Regions from separate parts of the Mus musculus genome. Here regions 2 and 3 are each linked to region 1. The links are chromatin contacts, found by Hi-C or POLR2A ChIA-PET in ENCODE. All regions are on one chromosome and are shown on one strand. Each heading gives the region's core, a stretch centred on a gene start or an enhancer-like site at or near the end of the contact. The rest is flanking DNA. Distances are from core to core; before and after follow the strand shown.

Evidence for each region. Hi-C counts contacts between places; a loop is a spot of excess contacts on that map. ChIA-PET counts read pairs that join two places held with the same protein, here RNA polymerase II (POLR2A).
Region 2: a map of T-helper 17 cell shows a loop between it and region 1 (2.9-fold over the local background). The contact joins the enhancer-like site here to the promoter of Cyb5r3 in region 1. A Hi-C loop is called at or near these places in 4 of 37 maps with a recorded cell type or tissue (Patski, T-helper 17 cell and v-Abl transformed pro-B cells). POLR2A ChIA-PET finds 5 or more read pairs at or near these places in 2 of 5 experiments (Patski and embryonic stem cell).
Region 3: a loop to region 1 is called in a map of heart, with 4 times the contacts of the local background. The contact joins the enhancer-like site here to the promoter of Cyb5r3 in region 1. A Hi-C loop is called at or near these places in 9 of 37 maps with a recorded cell type or tissue (T-helper 1 cell, gastrocnemius, heart and 1 more). POLR2A ChIA-PET finds 5 or more read pairs at or near these places in 4 of 5 experiments (Patski and embryonic stem cell).

The regions. Positions count from the first base shown.
Region 1 is chr15:83,170,656-83,173,799 of GRCm38, reverse strand. Cyb5r3 (cytochrome b5 reductase 3) reads left to right here and starts at 1,617. Exons shown (of 9, transcript NM_029787.3): 1 at 1,617-1,688. The coding sequence starts at 1,668.
Region 2 is chr15:83,222,659-83,225,802 of GRCm38, reverse strand. No RefSeq gene overlaps it. Among named protein-coding and RNA genes, the nearest start is that of A4galt, 27 kb to the left of the region's middle. Within about 2 kb of position 1,541, at least 3 of the 3 ENCODE cell types and tissues checked have a DNase peak (open chromatin) inside an H3K27ac peak, as active enhancers do.
Region 3 is chr15:83,203,576-83,206,719 of GRCm38, reverse strand. No RefSeq gene overlaps it. Among named protein-coding and RNA genes, the nearest start is that of Cyb5r3, 33 kb to the right of the region's middle. Within about 2 kb of position 1,424, at least 1 of the 3 ENCODE cell types and tissues checked has a DNase peak (open chromatin) inside an H3K27ac peak, as active enhancers do; it is heart, where a contact is called at or near this core.

The DNA of each region.
Region 1 (3,144 bases), core at 368-2,867:
CAGCCTCCCAAGTGCTGAGATTAAAAGCAGAATAATACTTAACTGATATTAGATCCAGCCTCATATCCCAGGGTAGTAGGTGCCCTTCCACAGCCTAGCTCCTGATTTTTTTTTTTTTTCACTTGTTTGTTTCTTTGAGACGGAGACTCATGTAGCATAGGCTGACCTCAAGTCAATCTGTAGCCAGGGTCAGATAACCTTGAACCCTTGCCTCCACTATCCAAATTCTGGAATCACAGATGTGCTGACCATTGCTCCTTATTTATTTATTTGAGACAGGGTCTCTGTGGTGGTTTGAATAAGAAATGGCCCTCATAGGCACGTGTATTTGAACGTTTAGTCCCCAATTTGTGATGGTTTGTGGGGAGGTACGGAGGTGTGTGGTCTTGCTGGATGAAGAAATGTGCCTGGGGTGGCTTTGAGAGCCTATAGCCTGGCCCCACTTCCAGCTCTCTCTCAGGTTCCCACTTAAGGTACAGTGTTATCTCTCAGCATCCTTCTCCCCGAGCCAGGTTTTCCTGCTGCTTGTGGCCGGCCATGCCTTCCAGCTATAATGGGCTCTTATCCTCCTGGAACTGTGAGACACAATAAACTCCATCTTCCCTAAAGTTGCCTTCGGTCATGGTGTTTTACCACAGCAACAGAAAAGTAACTAGCAGTCTCACCGTGTAGCCTGGAACACTCACAGATCCACCTGCCTCTTCCGGTATTGAACGCTTGGGTCATCAAGTGTTCCGGTATTGAAGAGTTTGGTTAATAGTTCTCAATTTTTAGGCAGCAAGTCTCTTCCTCACTCTGCCGCTCTCAGAGCAGTCTTCCATTCCCTATCTGGCCAGGACCAGGTTGAAGAAAACTCCGGAATGCCAGGGACATACGAGTGTTTATAGAGTATGTGATAGGCTCTGTTCTGAGGTCCGGGTACACAGAGAACTGACTGCAGACTCCTGGCTTGGGGAAGCCCCACCATCTAGTGGAATGGGTACGTGGGCGCAGAGCATCGTGAATAAACAGGCAGGATAACTGAAGCGCTACAAAGACCGTTCTGCACTAGTGGCGTCCCTTGGAGGGAGCACAGGGCCAGAGCTGGCCTAGCTAAAGAGGTGACACCTGAACTTTAATCCGGAACTGGCCTCAGTACGTTTGGAGATTTGTTCAGGAAGGAACGACTGGTTCGCAGGCTTGAAAATGGGGCAGGGCAGGGCTGTAGCCTGAACTCTGTAGCCAGCGGTGTTGGCAACACGCCCCGTGAGCGGGTAGAGCCCTGGCCAGCACAATCAGCTCCGGCAGGCTCCCAGGACCGAAGGCTCAGGATTTGAGAGCCCATCACGGGGGCGACATCTTGTTCTCTTCACCAGGACAAAACAGGCCCAGAAGCCACAAGCTACCTCCCGAAGCCACACAGAGGCGCCACAGTAGCCAGTCTCTCGCCGAGCCTCTTCCGTGCAGCGCCGTCAGCCACTCAGCGCGCACTCCCGTCTTCACAAGCGGAAGTGGGCGGGGACACTGGGAGTCTCCGCCCCCTATCCGCCCACCTCCGCGCTCCTGACTGGCTCCGCAGGGCGTCCCCGCCTCCGAGGTGTTGAGACCGAGGCGGGTTGTTGGGGGAGCGGCCGGCTGAGTAGCGGGTGTAGAACCGTGCGTGAGGCCACCGTCTCTTCTTCGCCACCATGGGGGCCCAGCTGAGCACGGTAGGCGGCATGGGTCTGGGGTCCCCAGGCTTGCACCGTGGGGATACCGTACGATCCGGGGCGCCCAGCACCGGTTCACGAGCCCCGCGCCCCACCCGGCCCCTTGCAGACCGTGACTCACGCCCTGGCTAGTGGCCGCGCCACTCTGGCCCGGCCTCAGGCCAAGGGGGAGCCCCGAGCGCGGGGTGGACATTGAGGACCCTGTTGGGTGTGCGCGAATGAGAATAGGGAATGAGTGACGTGCGCGCCCGCCTGAGTGGGCGTGACTTGTGAGTGTGAGAAAGTTGAAGTGCCTGCGCCCGTGGGGGATGTGAAAGGTGCGAGGGTTTTTGTAAATGGGAACGTGAAGTGTGAACCGTAGGTGCACTGGTGTGTGCGTGGAGGAACCGACAGCGGCGTGTGTGAGAAATGAGAGTGTGGGTGTGAAGACATGCAGGCCTGAATAGTGGACACGAGTGAGCTGGCAGGAAGAGTACTTTGGGGTGCGTGTGTGTATGGGAGAAATGTGTAGGGTGTCCCTACAGGGGTTGGGTGCATCTTCTTGCCATAAACAAGGCAGTAGTTGGCCAGGATCTTTCCAGCTGTCACCTAGAAAAGCCCTGGCCATTCTTGTTACTCACAGAGCTGCACTGTCACTAAAGAAGTGTCACTTAGACTTGGCCATCAGCCCAGGGCACTGAGGATGCTGGGACCGTCTAACGTCTATAAATCTGCTCTCTCACTGTTACTGGATCGACCAAGGCCCCTTCCACAATCCTAGAGCTCACTCTCCTCATTTCCTTTTTTTTCTTTTTTTTTTTCTTTTTTGAGACAGGGTTTCTCAATGTAGCCCTGGAATGCACTGTAGACCAGGCTGCCCTCAAACTCACAGAGATCCACTTGCCTCTGCCTCTCCAGTGCCAGATTAAAGGTGTGGGCCACCACCGTCCAGCTCCTCCCTGATTTCTTAAGAGCATCCATGTGAACTGTGACCAGTCTCAGTTACACAAACATACCCTTGAGGTGTCCAGCTCTTTGGGTATGACAAGAATAGGCCAGCGCCTGTCTTGGAGGGTGCCCTCTCTCCTCTCTGCAAGATTCAGGGCTCCTAGTGAAGACAGCCTTCTTGCCATGGCATTTGCTCTTGCGAGAGTGACCAGTCCAGTATGGACCATCTAAGGAGCATTCTGGCCCAAGGCAAAAAAAAACAAAACAAACCCCAGAGTGACAACACCCCATAATGACATTCTGACCAGTTTTCCCAGAGACTGCCCATGATCCCTTATCTTCCCCCTGATTCCCAGGTTCTCCTTACCTTTTGGACCATGTTGGTGGTACCCCAGCACCTGGCTTTTCCATCAATTCATGTTAAGTCAACAGTAGTTCCTTCCAGGCAGTAGAGCTCTGTTTAATTATCAGAAGGCCCCACCATGGCCTCATCTGTCCAAGGGTTGCTTGGTATTGTCTTTGACTTAAG
Region 2 (3,144 bases), core at 292-2,791, 52 kb before region 1:
GAGGGGACTATAGGCATGAGCCACTTTGCCCAGTGTCACCTATCTGTAATTTCTTTCTGTTTTAGAGTGACAGGCATTACTCTTAACAACACAAGCACTCTTTGTGATTGTACATGTATATGGAAAAAGTGAGATGATCCCTTAGGGATGGGGGATGTTCAGCCTCATGATGGTGGTAGATAGAGTGACACCCTGAACGTGCTTGCACATGGGAGGGAAATACATCACTCCCTCGCCATAATCTCTTCCTTAGCTCCCTGTTTGCAAAACAAAACACTTAGGCCCTGCATTCAAGGCCTTCCATAACTTGGCCCCGCCCCCTGACTCCATCCACACTAAAGTCATATATTCTTGGCTCCTGTCTTGGGGTTTCTATTCCTGCACAAAACAACATGACCAAGAAGCAAGTTGGAGAGGAAAGGGTTTATTCAGCTTACACTTCCACATTGTTGTTCACCACCAAAGAAAGGACAGGAATTCAAGCAGGTCAGGAAGCAGGAGCTGATGCAGAGGCCATGGAGGGATGTTACTTACTGGCTTGCTTCCCCTGGCTTGCTCAGCTTGCTTTCTTCTAGAACCCAAGACGACCAGCCCAGGGATGGCACCACCCACAAGGGGCCCTCTCCGCTTGATCACTAAACGAGAAAATGCCTTACAGCTGGATCTCATGGAGGCATTTCCTGTGATAACTCCAGCTGTGTCAAGTTGACACACAAAACCAGCCAGTACAGCCTCTTAGAACTCTTTCTCATAGTAGCATCTTGACACCACACTCCTGCCATGTTGCCTGCAGAACCTCTCCCAACCATCATTACCACCTACGATGCAGACAGCCTCTTAGGAAGCCTTCTGGGACTGAGCCTCCTCCAGCTCCTCAGCACCTGGGGGTAATCCCAGCTTAGCCGACTCTCAGCCGGTCTCAGTAAAGGGCCTAGAAAGTGAGACTGGGCTAAGTGCATCTCTGGGTTCTTCCCAGGATCAGACTCAGAATGCCATGTAGCTGGGTGAGGGTCTCAAAATCTTATCCCCAGCAGAGCTGAGAGCTCAGAAGGGCTGGTCTTAGTCTACTGCTTGCTCCTTTGGGTGCATCGGTCTGAGACTTGGCCACATGGCCCCTCCGCACAGTGGATAGAGCAGTTGCAGAGTCCTCTCTGAGGTCCTGTGGGCAGGCCTTCCTGACGGATGCAGGAGGCAGCCCTGGTCCCAGACCTTCCTCAAGTCATGCCTAGCTGGGCCATATCTAGAAGCAGAGATCCAAATTAGCAAGTGAACAGAGAGGTTCTTCATCTTCTTCCACCCTTCATCCAAACAGCCTGTGTCTTGCCCAGCCACTCCACTCTGGACCTTATTCCAGCTGCCATAAACTGCCAACCAAAATACAGCACAGCAGAAATAGCAGTGTACCCTGGAGAACTGGCAGAAAGGCAGACGGGGCCTGGGTGACAGGAGTGAAGGGCTGACTCATTCCTAGATGAGAGAGACGCTTTGAGGCCCGGTGAGGGGAATCTCGGCATCCACCATCACTGGCCGCTTTCATGCACTTCCTGGGCTGGGATGTCTTGGTTAGTGTCCAGCTTAAAAGCCCTCTGCCAGCTGCCAGCCTCTGAGTTGGGGCCAGTTTTGACTTGTTCCTGTTTTTTTTTCGAAAAACAGGAGCTGAGCTATGCTGGTTCCCAGCATGGATGCCACTAGCAAAGGAGCCACACTGTGTGCACCCAAATCCTTCATTTTAACATCCCATCTCCCACATCAGGGAGTGGAGGTTCGGGCTAGACCCTATGTGATTTTAGAGATAAGTGCAGGCTTGTGGGGCTGTGTGGGCTGGGAGCTGGCCATTCGTATAAACTTCAATGCACCCACAGACCCACAGACTAGACCCTCAGCTCCTGCCTCACACACAACTCCCTGCGGGACCCCTCACCCTACTCTCTGCTAGGGCCTGATTCTAGATACCCTGCCAGCATTTTCCCCTGCCCTGGCCCAACCCTCCAGAGTGCGGTTACCCTGGCAACCTCCAGCTGCTGCTTTCTGGGGGAGAGGTCAGAGCTGCTACACAGCTGGATTCTGAGAATGGGAAAGGGAGGGGTTGCCTGGGTGGAACCAGTCCCGGGGACAGGACGTGAAATCAGATCCTCAGCCCTGTGGTTTCTCACTGGCTAGTTGGCTTATAGATATTTTTGTTCATGGCTGAGGGAGACAGAACCCATAAGGGGCCCAAGGCAAGCTATGGATCTGTCACCTAGTGAAGATTCCAGGCTGGCCAGCCAGGCACTGGCCAGCAGGAAAGTCTTTCCCAGCAGCTCAGGGCTAGCTAGGGAACTAATTTCCCCTGACTGCTATATCAACATTAAGCCTCTTGTTTAAATATTAAATCGGACCGCCCTCCCTCTGACTGCCTAAACAGAGGCCAAGGGTTGATGAGCACCGAGGGCCCCGTTCCTGGAAGTCTGCTTTCTTGCTGGACATCTTACAAATCTCTGCTTAGGCCCAGTTGGGCGCTAGGCATGCTGGGAATTTTGTGAGGGTGGAGGTCTGGAGTGGGCAACAATGATTCAAGTGTGATCTCTCCGGGAGCAGGGTGGCAGAGGGAGCGAGCAGGAGCTACTTAGGGTCTCTTGCTGTGATAAACACCATGACCAAAAGTGACCTGGGGAGGACAGGGTCTATTTCATCTTTCAGTTTGTAGTCCATCATCCAGAGAAGTCAGGGCAAGAATTCAAACAAGGCAGGAACCACCTGGAGGCAAGAACTGATGCAGAGGCCATGGAAAGTGTGATGCTTACTGGCTTGCTCCTCATGGCTAGCTCGACATGCTCTCTTATGGAACCAGTGACCGCCTGCCCAGGGATGGCCCCACCCCTAACAGGCTGAGCCCTTTAATAGCATTAATTAAGAAAATACACCCAGGCTGGCTCACAGGCCAATCTGGTAGAGGCATTTTCTCAATTGAAGGGTTTTTTTCTTCCAAAATGATGTTCCTTTTGTGTTCAGTTATCATAAAGCCAGCCAGCATAAAGCACTTCAGTAGAGCCTGGGCAGGAGAAAGCCATTTGGTGGTGACAGTGAAGTAAAGACCAGAAGCCGTTCCTGATGTCCTTGTGTGTGTGTGTGTGTGTGTGTGTGTGTGTGTTGTTTTTTGAGACA
Region 3 (3,144 bases), core at 175-2,674, 33 kb before region 1:
AGATTTCTGAGTTCGAGGCCAGCCTGGTCTACAAAGTGAGTTCCAGGACAGCCAGGGCTATACAGAGAAACCCTGTCTCAAAAAAACCAACCAACCAACCAACAACAACAACAAAGAAATCCACTGACTAAGACAGTGGACACCAGAAGCAACCCCAATAATTTTGGGACCAATCTCATTCTATTCTATCCTGTTACTAAATTTTTTTTGTTTTGTTTTTTGTTTTGTTTGTTTGTTTGCTTTTTCGAGACAGGGTTTCTCTGTGTAGCCCTGACTGTCCTGGAACTCACTCTGTAGACCAGGCTGGCCTCGAACTCAAAAATCCACCTGCCTCTGCCTCCCAAGTGCTGGGATTAAAGGCGTGCGCCACCACTGCCCAGTTGTTCTTAATTTTTTGAGACAAGGTCTTATGTAGCCCAGGTTGGCTTCAATACACACTAAAAGTAGCTAAGAATCACCTTAAACTTCATTTAATTTTTTTTTTCTAATTTTAAGTTTGGAGAAATAGCTGGGTGGTGAAGAGCACCTTCCTGCTCTTGCAGAAGACGTTCCCAACACCCACATGATGGCTCACAACCATTCATAACTCCAATTAGAGGGGATCCGAGCCCTCTTCTAACCTCTGGTGGGCACCATGCATGCATGTGGTGCACATACCTACATGCAGGCAAAACACTCAAACAGTAAAAATAAAACAAATCTAAAATAAAGAATGCACTTAAAAGTTCTTGTTGCGAGGTGGGGGGTGGAGGGTCCAACGTGTCGAAGTGCCCATGTGGAGGTCAGAGGATAATTCTCTCCACTGAGTCGATTGGAGAGATGGAACTCTGGTTCTCAGGCTTGGTGGTCCTTTTTTTGTTTTTTGTTTTGGTTTTTGTCGAGACAGGGTTTCTCTGTGTATCCCTGGCTGTCCTGGAACTCACTTTTTAGACCAGGCTGGTTTCAAACTCAGAAATCCACCTGCCTCTGCCTCCCAAGTGCTGGGATTAAAGGCCTGCGCCACCACCGCCTGGCAGGCTTGGTGGTCTTTATCTGCTCTCTCAGTTCACAGGCCAGAGTTTGAATTTCTGACCCTCTGTCCTCCCCTCCCCAGTGCTGGGATTACAGGTGTGCACCTCCACATTATAGGCGATGCTTCAGGATCAAACCTAGGAGCTGGTGGCCTGTTGCACAGCACGACTGAGCTACATCACTGGCCCCTTGGATCTCACCTTTCAATATAATAAAACTGAGAGTTGCATGAGCTAGCTGGGGCGCCAGAGCACTGGAGGGGCACTGGGATAGGGTGGCAGCGGTTGCTCTTGCCCATCTATTGTATTACAATTGGTTGGCCAAATTGTAACCTATTTTTCAATTCTCCACATGGGGGCACTGTTGTCTTCAGGCTGTTCTTAGCGAGGCTGCCTTAATGAAGCTGAGATAATGAAGAGGTGGTGGCGGTGTCACATACCTTTAATTCCGCCCCGCTCCTCCTCCCCACCCCCCCACCCCCCTGCACTCAGAAGGCAGAGGCAAGCAGATCTCTGATTTCAAGGCCAACTTGGTCTAGAGAGTGAATTTCAGGCCTGCTAGGGCTACACAGAGAAATCCTGTCGCAGGGGTGGGGGAGGGGGAGGGGGAGGGGAAGCTTTGTAGAGAAATCTCTGACCCAGCCAATCCAAATGCCTTCCTTCAGGAATCCACAACCCCTCCAGCTTCCCAGAGCAAAATTTACACATAATCCACTGGGCTTCGGGAGATAGTTCACCAAGGCAGGAGCCATGCAGACTGCAGGTACCTCCAGAGGTTAGTGTCAGCCCCACCCTCACCCATGACCAGCCTTGTCAGCCTTGTGTTATCCAGGATTGGCCTGAGAGCAGAAGTGTAGCCATGCTTGGGTTAGTAGAGAGCCCTCACACCTCTGTGACCCAGAGCGTGGCTGAGCAGTCTGCACTTCAAATTTATTGCCCTCCAGAGACAGCCCGACTCTCGGTCCAGACCCTCTCACTTCTTCCACCTCCTAAATATCTCCTTGTGTTTTGGCTGCAGTCTGCAGTTGGCTTGTGACCCCACAGGACTGCTCACTCTCCTCTGTCTGGAACTCTAGGACACTCCTGCACCTTCCCGACCCATGACAGCCAGGGCAAGCCCCAGGACAGAAGGAACCGTGGTAGGAAGGGGGTGTGGGTGTTTCTAGATAGGACAGGATCAGCGGCAGGAGGGGAACGGGTCCTGATGGGGCCAGAGCCAGAGGTTGCCACAGAACTGGCTTTCCTCTAACCAGACTGCAAGAATTCAGCAAGGTGCCAGTTTACGGGATCGATGAATTTGAGCACATTGAAGAGAAGGTGGAACCCCCAAGGCTGCAGCTGGGCTATCAGGGTTCACAGAGCAAGCATTTTCCCACTCAGTCTAGGTGGGACTGTCCTTGGGGGCTTTGGTTCTATTTGGATATGGTGTTATGTGGACTCCCCCAGAGAGTCACAGGTCCCCAGGAGGCCTCTGTAATCTGAAGAGGATGAGAAGGAGAAAGCCTTTGGCCACAGTAATCCAAAGGCAACAGCTATTTAGGATCTTTTCTTTTCTCTCTTTCTTTTTTTTTTTTTTTTTAAGATTCATTTTATTTTGGTCTAGGCACTCAGGAGCTAGAAGCAAGTAGGTCTCTGAACTTGAGACCACCCTGGTCTACAGAGCAAGTTCCAGGTCAGCCAAGACTGCATAGTTGTCGCGTCCGCTCTCGACCAGCAAGAACGACGCGACCACCAGTCCTTCTAACAGCAGTTTATTCAGTCCTGATTCTTCTTGTTTATATCTCCCCCGAACCCTGGGCCTCTCACTCCTTTTATACTCTCTCTCATCCACGCACCGCAGGCCACGCCCCCTCGCCAGTCACGAGGCTTCAGCTAATCAGGGCAGCAGGGGCAAATCTCCACCAAATTGGATTCACCTGTATCCTGGTACACCTGCGCAGTACTCAAGATGTTTGTGTCTTATATGAGGAAGTCAGGTGCAAGTCATATGACTTAGCTGCAGTCCCTGGCGCCTTTGGGACTGCCGCCACACCTAGTGAGATCTATTTAATCTCTATTTAATCCTGGCTGGACTTGAACTCTGAGTTCTGTCTCCTTGAGAGACTACCCTGTCTCAAAGAGAAAGAAAAAAATG